Linked DNA regions of Homo sapiens: region 1 is linked to region 2. Evidence: read pairs that join two places in POLR2A ChIA-PET (ENCODE). Cell type or tissue: CD4-positive, alpha-beta T cell. All regions are shown on one strand. Links, peaks and the distances in the headings refer to the core of each region. The heading gives the core; the rest is flanking DNA.

Evidence for each region. Peaks named below come from ENCODE experiments on the same cell type or tissue, not always from the same donor. Only the 100,000 strongest peaks of a DNase experiment are listed, where the experiment ranks them.
Region 1: POLR2A ChIA-PET joins it to region 2 with 6 read pairs; 5 of 35 experiments call an interaction of 5 or more read pairs at or near these places.

What each region holds. Positions count from the first base shown.
Region 1 is chr3:194,643,223-194,647,614 of GRCh38, forward strand. LSG1 (large 60S subunit nuclear export GTPase 1) reads right to left here. Exons shown (of 14, transcript NM_018385.3): 12 at 2,942-3,021; 13 at 1,351-1,524. It overlaps TMEM44-AS2 (TMEM44 antisense RNA 2), which reads left to right. Exons shown (of 2, transcript NR_186047.1): 2 at 1,453-4,207. Among named protein-coding and RNA genes, the nearest start is that of TMEM44, 12 kb to the left of the region's middle. In CD4-positive, alpha-beta T cell, for the core only: no CTCF peak of the experiment used is centred there; no DNase peak of the experiment used is centred there.
Region 2 is chr3:194,512,666-194,517,057 of GRCh38, forward strand. No RefSeq gene overlaps it. Among named protein-coding and RNA genes, the nearest start is that of ATP13A3-DT, 28 kb to the left of the region's middle. In CD4-positive, alpha-beta T cell, for the core only: no CTCF peak of the experiment used is centred there; a DNase peak (open chromatin) is centred at 2,156.

The DNA.
Region 1 (4,392 bases), core at 168-4,167, 130 kb after region 2:
AATATTTTAAAGTGCAGAAGACATTTATGAAGTCTGTTTCTTTAGCACTTTCTATCACCAAATGTGTTGGCTCAGAGAAAAGACAACTGACTAAATGGGTGCAAATATTTGTAAATCATAAATCTGATATGGGACTTGTATCCAGAATATATAAAGAACTCTTACAACTTAATAATAGACATTTCTCTAAAGAAAATATACATGTGCCAACGAGCACATAAAATGACGCTCAGCATCACTAGTAATTAGGGAAATACTCATCAAAACTATAATGCAATACGTCACATGTATTAGGATGGCTAAAATAAAAAAAAAATGGGAAATAATAAACATTGACAAGGATGAGGAGACAATTAGAAACCTCCTACATCACTGGGAGTAATGTAAAACAGCACAGCCACGTTTGGAAAGTTTGGCAATACCTCAAATGTTAAACATGGAGTTGCAATACAACCCAGCAACCCCACGCCGAGGTATATACTCAAGAGAGACGAAATCCATGTCTCCACAAAAACCTGTACACAAGTGTTCATTACACCATTATTCATAGTAGCCAAAAAGTGGAAACAACCCAAACGTCCCTCAAATGATAAATAGATAAACAAAATGTGGCATATCTATACAATGAAACATTATTCGGTAATAAAAAGGACTGAAATACTGACACAGGCTACAACATGGATGAATGTTTAAGATACCACGCTAAATGAAAGAAGCCTGTCACGAAGAGCACACAGTATGATTCCAGTCACGTGAAGTCTCCAGAACAGGCAAATCTGTTCATAAAGATTGATTATTGGTTGGCAGGGGCTGGGGGAAAAAAGGGGACAGGCAGTAACTGCTAATAAATAAGGTTTCGGCCGGGCGCGGTGGCTCACGCCTGTAATCCCAGCACTTTGGGAGGCCGAGGAGGGTGGATCATGAGGTCAGGAGATCGAGACCATCCTGGCTAACAAGGTGAAACCCCGTCTCTACTAAAAATACAGAAAATTAGCCGGGCGTGGTGGCGGGCGCCTGTAGTCCCAGCTACTCGGGAGGCTGAGGCAGGAGAATGGCGTGAACCCGGGAAGCGGAGCTTGCAGTGAGCCAAGATTGCGCCACTGCAGTCCGCAGTCCGGCCTGGGCGACAGAGCGAGACTCCGTCTCAAAAAAAAAAAATAAAAATAAATAAATAAATAAATAAATAAATAAATAAATAAATAAGGTTTCTTTTGGGAATTATTAAACCCTTTTTGGAATTATTAAACCCTTTTTGGGGTTAATAAAATGTGTTTATGGCATGTGATACTCAATAAAGCTGTTATAAAAAGAGTGTTGGATCAGAAGTTTAAGAAAAGCTTTAAAACTTACTTGATGGAAAAAAGTTTTGTCAACGATATTTTCAATCTGCTTTGCTTTTTTATTTCTGCCTAGCTGCATTTTTATTTCATCACTGTTCATTTTGTTCTCTAGGAGTCGCTGGTGTTGATGCTGAAAAGTTACAGGATCTCTTCCAGGAGGAGGATGGCAGTACAGCAGCTTACCCTACAAAGACAACATGAATGACAACAGTGCAGCCTAAGTGCCATCTGTGGCCTCAGAGGAGACAGCTCCACCCAGTCACACTCTGATGGAGCTTTCTGCCTTCTGGTTAAGTTAGCTGAGTTGAGTTTTGGTCTACTGCAGCTGAAGAGTCCTTTTTCTAATACATCAATGGTCAAAGTGTTCTAGAGACCTAGCTCTTCCCATGGCGCCCCAGACTAGGATGAAATCTCTTTCTTCTTTTCTCGTTTGCATTCCCACTCAAGTATTCTTCAGTATACGGACATGATCATACTTATGGTGAATATTTTCCAAAACAAAACTCAAGACATAACTGGACAGTTACGGTAATGCCGGGTTAGACTGTTAAAGTCAGGAGAGTTCCTCGACTCCTGTATGTGGGGTTGCAGTTGCTCACTGGGTGCAAGTCTGCCTCTTTCCATCATAAATGATCTGAAGGCTGTGACTATTTTTACCTCATCTTTACATCCTCCACAGTAAGTGGTAAACGAATACATGACTTATCCATACCAATAGCATGAACTGCTTTCTTCCTGAACTGAAGGCAAGCCCATATGGTTGCCACTGAGCTCCAAGAGCTCCACCGATGTGGTCTTGAGAAGAGGAGGAAATAAAGCCAAATCCTCACAACTGGTTATTAACAGGGCCCTGTAATGCTTATTTGTGGAAAGAAACTTAATAGATAACAATTACTGGGGGCTCATTATGTGCCAGGCATTGAGCTTAGTGCTACACACACACACACACACACACACACACACACACAGACAGACACACACACACACACACACACACACACACACACAGACAGACACACACACACACACACACACACACACACACACACACACACACACAGAGTTTTCATTTATTTCCCATAATAATCTCATGAGATAGGCCCTGTTCATCTCCATTTTACTATGGGGAAACCCCCAAATAGCATGTTCTCATTTGAAAAGGAGAAATAGTAATCTCACAGACTTGTTACATATTTGTACTGAGAAGACGCACGTAAAACAGAACTATTTCTAGCAGGGTTAGCTTTCAAGAAATGTTAGCTGTTATCGTTACTAGGCAAATATAGAGATAGGCATATAAACAGCTATACTACAAAGAAGACTGTGACAATAGTTGCAATCATAACAAGCAAAGGGCTGTAGGAGACAAAAAAAGCCAGATGCATATATTGGTGATTTTCACTCATAATAGGTGTTCAGAGATCTCCATCTTTTGTAATGTCTATAATCCATATAATGTTAACTACCCTACATCAAGAACACAACTCCAGTTTCAATGAAAAAATATTTCCTTTATAATCGAACAGGTTACCATTATCTAAGAACGCAGAATGTGGAAAAGACTTGTGTATTGGAGAGCATGAGAGGCAGGGTTCACTTACACTGACATAGTCCTTCAGGATGTAGCGCGCAGATCGAGGCTGGTCTGGCTGTCCATGCGCTGTCATGAATCCTCGCATGTCTGTGGAGAGAAAAGAATTTTGCAAAATCTTAGATGACAGAATATCACAACAAAGACAACTGAGGTGATGTAGCTTCTATTACTAAGCATTCTTACTCTTGGATTTTAAAAAATTAGGTATCATTGTAGAATATATATTGTTTAGCATTAAAAACACTAGATAATCCAGGAGAATATTTACTTATATCTGATATCCTAAAAATGCCACCTAGCACCACGCTATGAAAGACAAATTCGATTTCTCTCTACTCCAGTTATTTCTTCTCTTTATTTTATTTTTATTTTATTTTTTGTTGAGATGGAGTCTCGTTCTGTTGCCCAGGCTGGAGTGCAGAGGCACAATCTTGGCTCACTGCAACCTCCACCTCCCAGGTTCAAGCAATTCTGATGCCTCAGCCTCCCAAGTACCTGGGATTACAGGCGCATGCCACCACGCCTGGCTACTTTTTGTATTTTTAGTAGAGATGGGGTTTCACCACGTTGTTCAGGCTGGTCTTGAACTCCTGACCTCAGGTGATCCACCCACTTCGGCCTCCCAAAGTGCTGGGATTACAAGCGTGAGGCACTACACCCAGCCTCCTTATTTTAAACATTTATTCATGGAGGCTACCTGTAGGAGAATGCTACGCTATCAATACTACTTGCAAAACAGAAAGCAACAGAGAAGTTTTCTTACTGAATGATGTACCTACATTTTTTTCCCCAGTAAGATCCCTTTAATACTAACTCAATTAGAAAAGCAGCGAAGCATGGTGGTTAAGAACACGGCTTCAGCAGACAGGCTGCGTTCAAAACTCAGTTCCCTCACATACTAGCTGTCGACTGGCTTTTCCAGTTTCGAAGAAAATAGTTAGAATCCTAATTTACACAATATACAACAATAAATTTCGTCAGATTAAAAATCTAAATGTTAAAAAAGTAAGTAAATATTACAGGAAGATAGTTTTATCTTTTTGGGAGGGAGAAGACCTTCCCAAGTAAAACACCAAACCCAGTCAAACCAAAAAGGAAAAATATAGTCTATTAAAATTGTCAACTTCTTTGGGGCCAAAGAAACCATAAATTAACATTGGAAAAAATGTGTAGCACATATAACAAAGAACTTTTACAAATCATTAAGACAGAACCATGTATAGGAAAATGTGATTCCCAGAAGAAAAATAAATGGTCACAAAACATTTGGAAAGATGCTCAACTTCACTAGTATTTAAAGAAATACAAAGTAAAATGAGAGTAATCTGGCAATATCTTTGAAAATTTACTGTCAGAGATTTTCTTCTATATGGACTTGCAGATAGTGAACTTAGAAATTGTACGTGTGGTCATTTGCTTTTACAAACTGGCTTTTTCCTTACTCTGATTTTATCAGGC
Region 2 (4,392 bases), core at 244-4,243:
AAACAAGAGAGAGAGGGCACCGTCTCTGTGGTACTATTTGGCTGTGTTACATAACTGGCATTTTATTTGGAAAAAAAAAATGTCCTCCAAGGGGTTCATTTCCTCAGATCAAATGTCATTCCAGGTGTTGGTATGCATTCGACGCGTGCATTCTTCAGCCCTGGTTATTCTGTTTTATTTTATGTAAAACTCTATTTCAAAATACAGGTCTTCCCAGAAGACTGGGTGCCCATTCTCCTTCAGGCTGTGCTAAATGGAAGGTGCTAAACACCTGCCTGAGGCCACGTCCAGGCCACACACCTGGGCAGGTGATGCTCCACCTCCTACCCCCAAGTGCACCCTCTGGGTAAACACAGGCTCTGCTGGGCCCCAGCCACCACCAAGTGTTCTGGTTTCACTGTTGCTAAGGATAGTGAACTTTTTAAAACAACCTTCCTTTCTTCTCTAATCTGGTAGAAAAACAAAAGCCCAGTCAGGAACCAACCAAGTGGAAGAGAGTGCAGCTGAATAAAATCAACATTGCACTTGGCTTTCTCTGACACCAGTTCCCAGAATCTCTTGAGTGATGGGAGGATCCATGCAGGGGTTGTTTTGGAGAGCCTGGCCAAGGGGTCTCTTGCAGGGCCTGAAGTCCAACATTTAAGGGAGCAGGAAAAAAGAAGAAGGAGGTTTCCTCTTCTCATATTGCTGCCTCTTCCCATCACCTCTCCTTGAACCTCAAGAAAAGGGCTGGGCACAATGGCTCGTGTCTGTAATCCCAGTGTGTTGGGAGGCTGAGGCAGGAGGATCACTTGAGGCCAGGAGTTTGAGACTAGCCTGGGCAACATAGTGAAACCCCTCCATTTCTACTTTAAATTTTTCTTTTACAGGCGGAGTGCGGTGACTCTCGCCTATAATCCCAGAATTTTGAGAGGCCAAGGTGGGCAGCTCACTTGAGCTCAGATGTTCGAGACCAGCCTGGGCAACATGGCAAAACCCCATCTCTACAAAAAATACAAAAATTAGCCAGGCATGGTGGTGTGCACCTGTAGTCCCAGATACCTGGAGGCTGAGGTGGAAGGATCACTTGAGCCTGGGAGGCAGAGGTTGCAGTGAGCCAAGATCACATCACTGCACTCCAGCCTGAGTGACAGTGAGACTCTGTCTCAAAAAAGGAAAAAAGAAAAGAAATTAAAATTAAATAAATTTTAAAAATCTTTTTTTCTTTCTTTCTTTCTTTTTCTTTTTTTCAAAGAAGTCTCCTAAGAGCCAGGCTATTAGCACTATCCTCCCTTTCAAGTGCTATACAGTGATCAGGTGAAACTGGAGAACATCTGAGTTGGGAGAGAATTCTAAGATCTCAAGTGTAAAAGCTTAATTTCACTGACTAAAAACTGAAGTCCAGAAAAGGAAAGAGGTTTTTGGCAAGGGGACACAGCCAACTGGTGGCAGAGCTGGCAATAGAACCCAGGATCCTTTTGACAACCCCCACCCCACATACACACATCCTCCCAAAGTGTGATCTTGCTCCAAAAAGCTAGCTTCTCTCCGAGTTTTCGCGTTTCTATCAGAAGCCCCCTCATCCTTTTCTTTTTCTCCCCCCTTTATGGCTATCTATCTTCTACAGGAAGGACAGAAGCCCTTTTCTTCTCAGTGAATAAGATTGGGAATCTTGGCCGCGCGCAGTGGTTCACACCTGTAATCCCAGCACTTTGGGAGGCCGAGGTGGGCAGATCCCCTGAGGTCAGGAGTTCGAGACCAGCCTGGCCAACATGATGAAACCTCATCTCTACTAAAAATACCAAACCAGCAGGGCATGATGGCGCATGCCTGTAATCCCAGCTACTCAGTAGGCTGAGGCAGGAGAATCGCTTGAACCTGGGAGGCAGAGGCTGCAGTGAGCCGAGATTGTGCCACTGCACTCAAGCCTGGGCAATAAGAGTGAAGCTCCGTCTCAAAAAATAATAATAATAAATAAAAAGATTGGGAATCTTGAGAAACTAAAAGAAAAGGGCAAATACTTAAAGAAAAAAGAAAAGACTGGGAATCTGAGAGTCATTCTTAGGTATTTTTGTTATCCCACGTGTGCAAGTAATGATTCCTATTGAGGCTTGCTTTAAAATATCTTACTCTCTATTCCACCCTTGCCTTCAGTCTGTGCCTGCTGCTGCCCCCTACCTCTGACCTCTCTCCAGGCCACCCGGTAGATAGCTAACATATTCATGATAACTTACAATTGTCATACACATACACGGCATCACTGTGCTGTGTTCTACATGTGTTACTTTATTCCTCTAAAAGACCCCATAAGCTGGGTGCCTTTATTACCCGCATTTTATAGATGAAGAAACTGAGGCTCAGTGCAGTTAAATAATATTTGTAAGATCTCACAGCAAGCAAGGAGCAGAACTGGGATTTTATTTATTTAACTTATTTATTATTATTATTATTATTATTATTATTGAGACAGAGTCTTGCTCTGTCGCCCAGGCTGGAGTGCAGTAATGTGATCTCGGCTCACTGCAGCCTCCACCTCCTGGGTTCAAGCAATTCTCCTGCCTCAGCCTCCCAAGTAGCTGGGATTACAGGCACACACCACCACACCTGGCTAATTTTTGTATTTTTAGTAGAGACAGGGTTTCGCCATGTTGGCCAGGCTGGTCTCAAACTCCTGACCTCAGGTGATCTGCCCGCCTCAGCCTCCCAAAGTGCTGGGATTATAGGGGTGAGCCACCGCGCCTGGCCGGAACTGGGATTTTAGAAGAACCAAGTGGTCTGGTGCCAAACTCCAAACTCCCAGCTGCTATACAATACTGCGTTTCTCTGAAGCACCCATACGACCATGTCACTCCTGTGCTCAAGTCTCTTCAGTGCCTCCCTTCTGACTGTGGTCGTTCAAATTCCTACTTGGGCATTAAAGGCTCTTCAGTGGTTTGTCTCTCGCTCTCCTGCAGGTAAGTTTATGCGCTTTGCTGTGTCTCACGTCCCTCCTCTATTACTTGAGTGTGATAATACCCTCTCATGAGGCTGCCACGAGGATTAAAGGAGGTCACTCAGCACAAAGTGACACAATTGGTGTTAGTGATCATTTAGTTACCTTTGTACTGTTTCTCCCAACTTACTTAGAGGACTCCTCTGACCAGAATGTTGCTGCAAATAAACAGTGCTTGTTGCTAAACTGAATGCGAATGTAAATTTTCCCTTCCTAGAAATGTTCCCCACTCCCATATGCCAACATCTCCAAATCCGTCCAAACCCAACCATCCTCCAATCACTCTACTTCACTGCCCCCACCCCCCCACTAATTGAAACTCCTGAGACACTTACTCTTTTTTTTTTTTTTTTTGAGGCAGAGTCTCACTCTTTCACCTAAGCTGGAGTGCAATGGTGCGTTCTCGGCTCACTGCAACCTCCACCTCCCAGGTTCAAGTGATTCTCCTGCCTCAACCTCCCGAGTAGCTGGGACTAGAGGCTCACACCACCATGCCCAGCTAATTTTTGTATTTTTAGTAGAAATGAGGTTTCATCATGTTGGCCAGGCTGGTTTCGAACTCCTGACCTCAAGTGATCTGTCCACCTCGGTCTCCCAAAGTGCTGAGATTATAGGCGTGATCCACCACGCCTGGCCTCGGGGACGTTTATTCTCATCATTCTTTTTTTTCCACACCACTATTTATTTACTCGTTTGTTAAGCATTTATCAAGTGCTTACTCTAATAATAACAATGCCTGTACAGACAGTCCCTGAGTTAATGGTGACTGACTTAATGATATTTTCAGTTGATGATGGGTTTACAGGGATATAACCCCATCTTACACTTGCTTGGTTATTTTTTTTTTTTTTGTCTTTTTTTTTTCCTTTCTGTGGAGAACGGCGTCTTGCTGTATTGCCCAGGCAGGTCTCGAACTTCTGGGCTCAAGCTATCCTCCCACCTCCTCCTCCCTAATAGTTGGGATTACAGGCATGAGCCACCATGGCCGGTGGACGTAACCCCAACTTAAGTCGAGGAGCATCTGTATTTGACTTGATACTTTACGAAGGGCTCCATACCACAGCTCTGCATCTGTAAATCCTCACAAAAGGCTTGGAAGGGGTTCCCATTTTTAGGCTGCCCTAGTTTTACCAGCTGGTGGTAAACCCTGGTGTCAGCACCAGCATTCCTGGGGATCCAGAGGTGATGCTGACAGGACCCCCGTCTTCAGGGCATGTATTGCTGGGTCTGTCCCGCAGACCCTGGCTGACAGATGAAATGAGTACTCAGACAGAGGTATGCAGTGTAAGAGCAGCTAGGCGACTGCCTGGCTCTAGTGTCCAGAGAGCAGCCCGAGAGCTGGAGCTGCTTGCTTTTATTCAGTGCAGGCACAATGACGAAAACCTGGAGCCAACACAACCTGCAGGTAATTAACATTTATC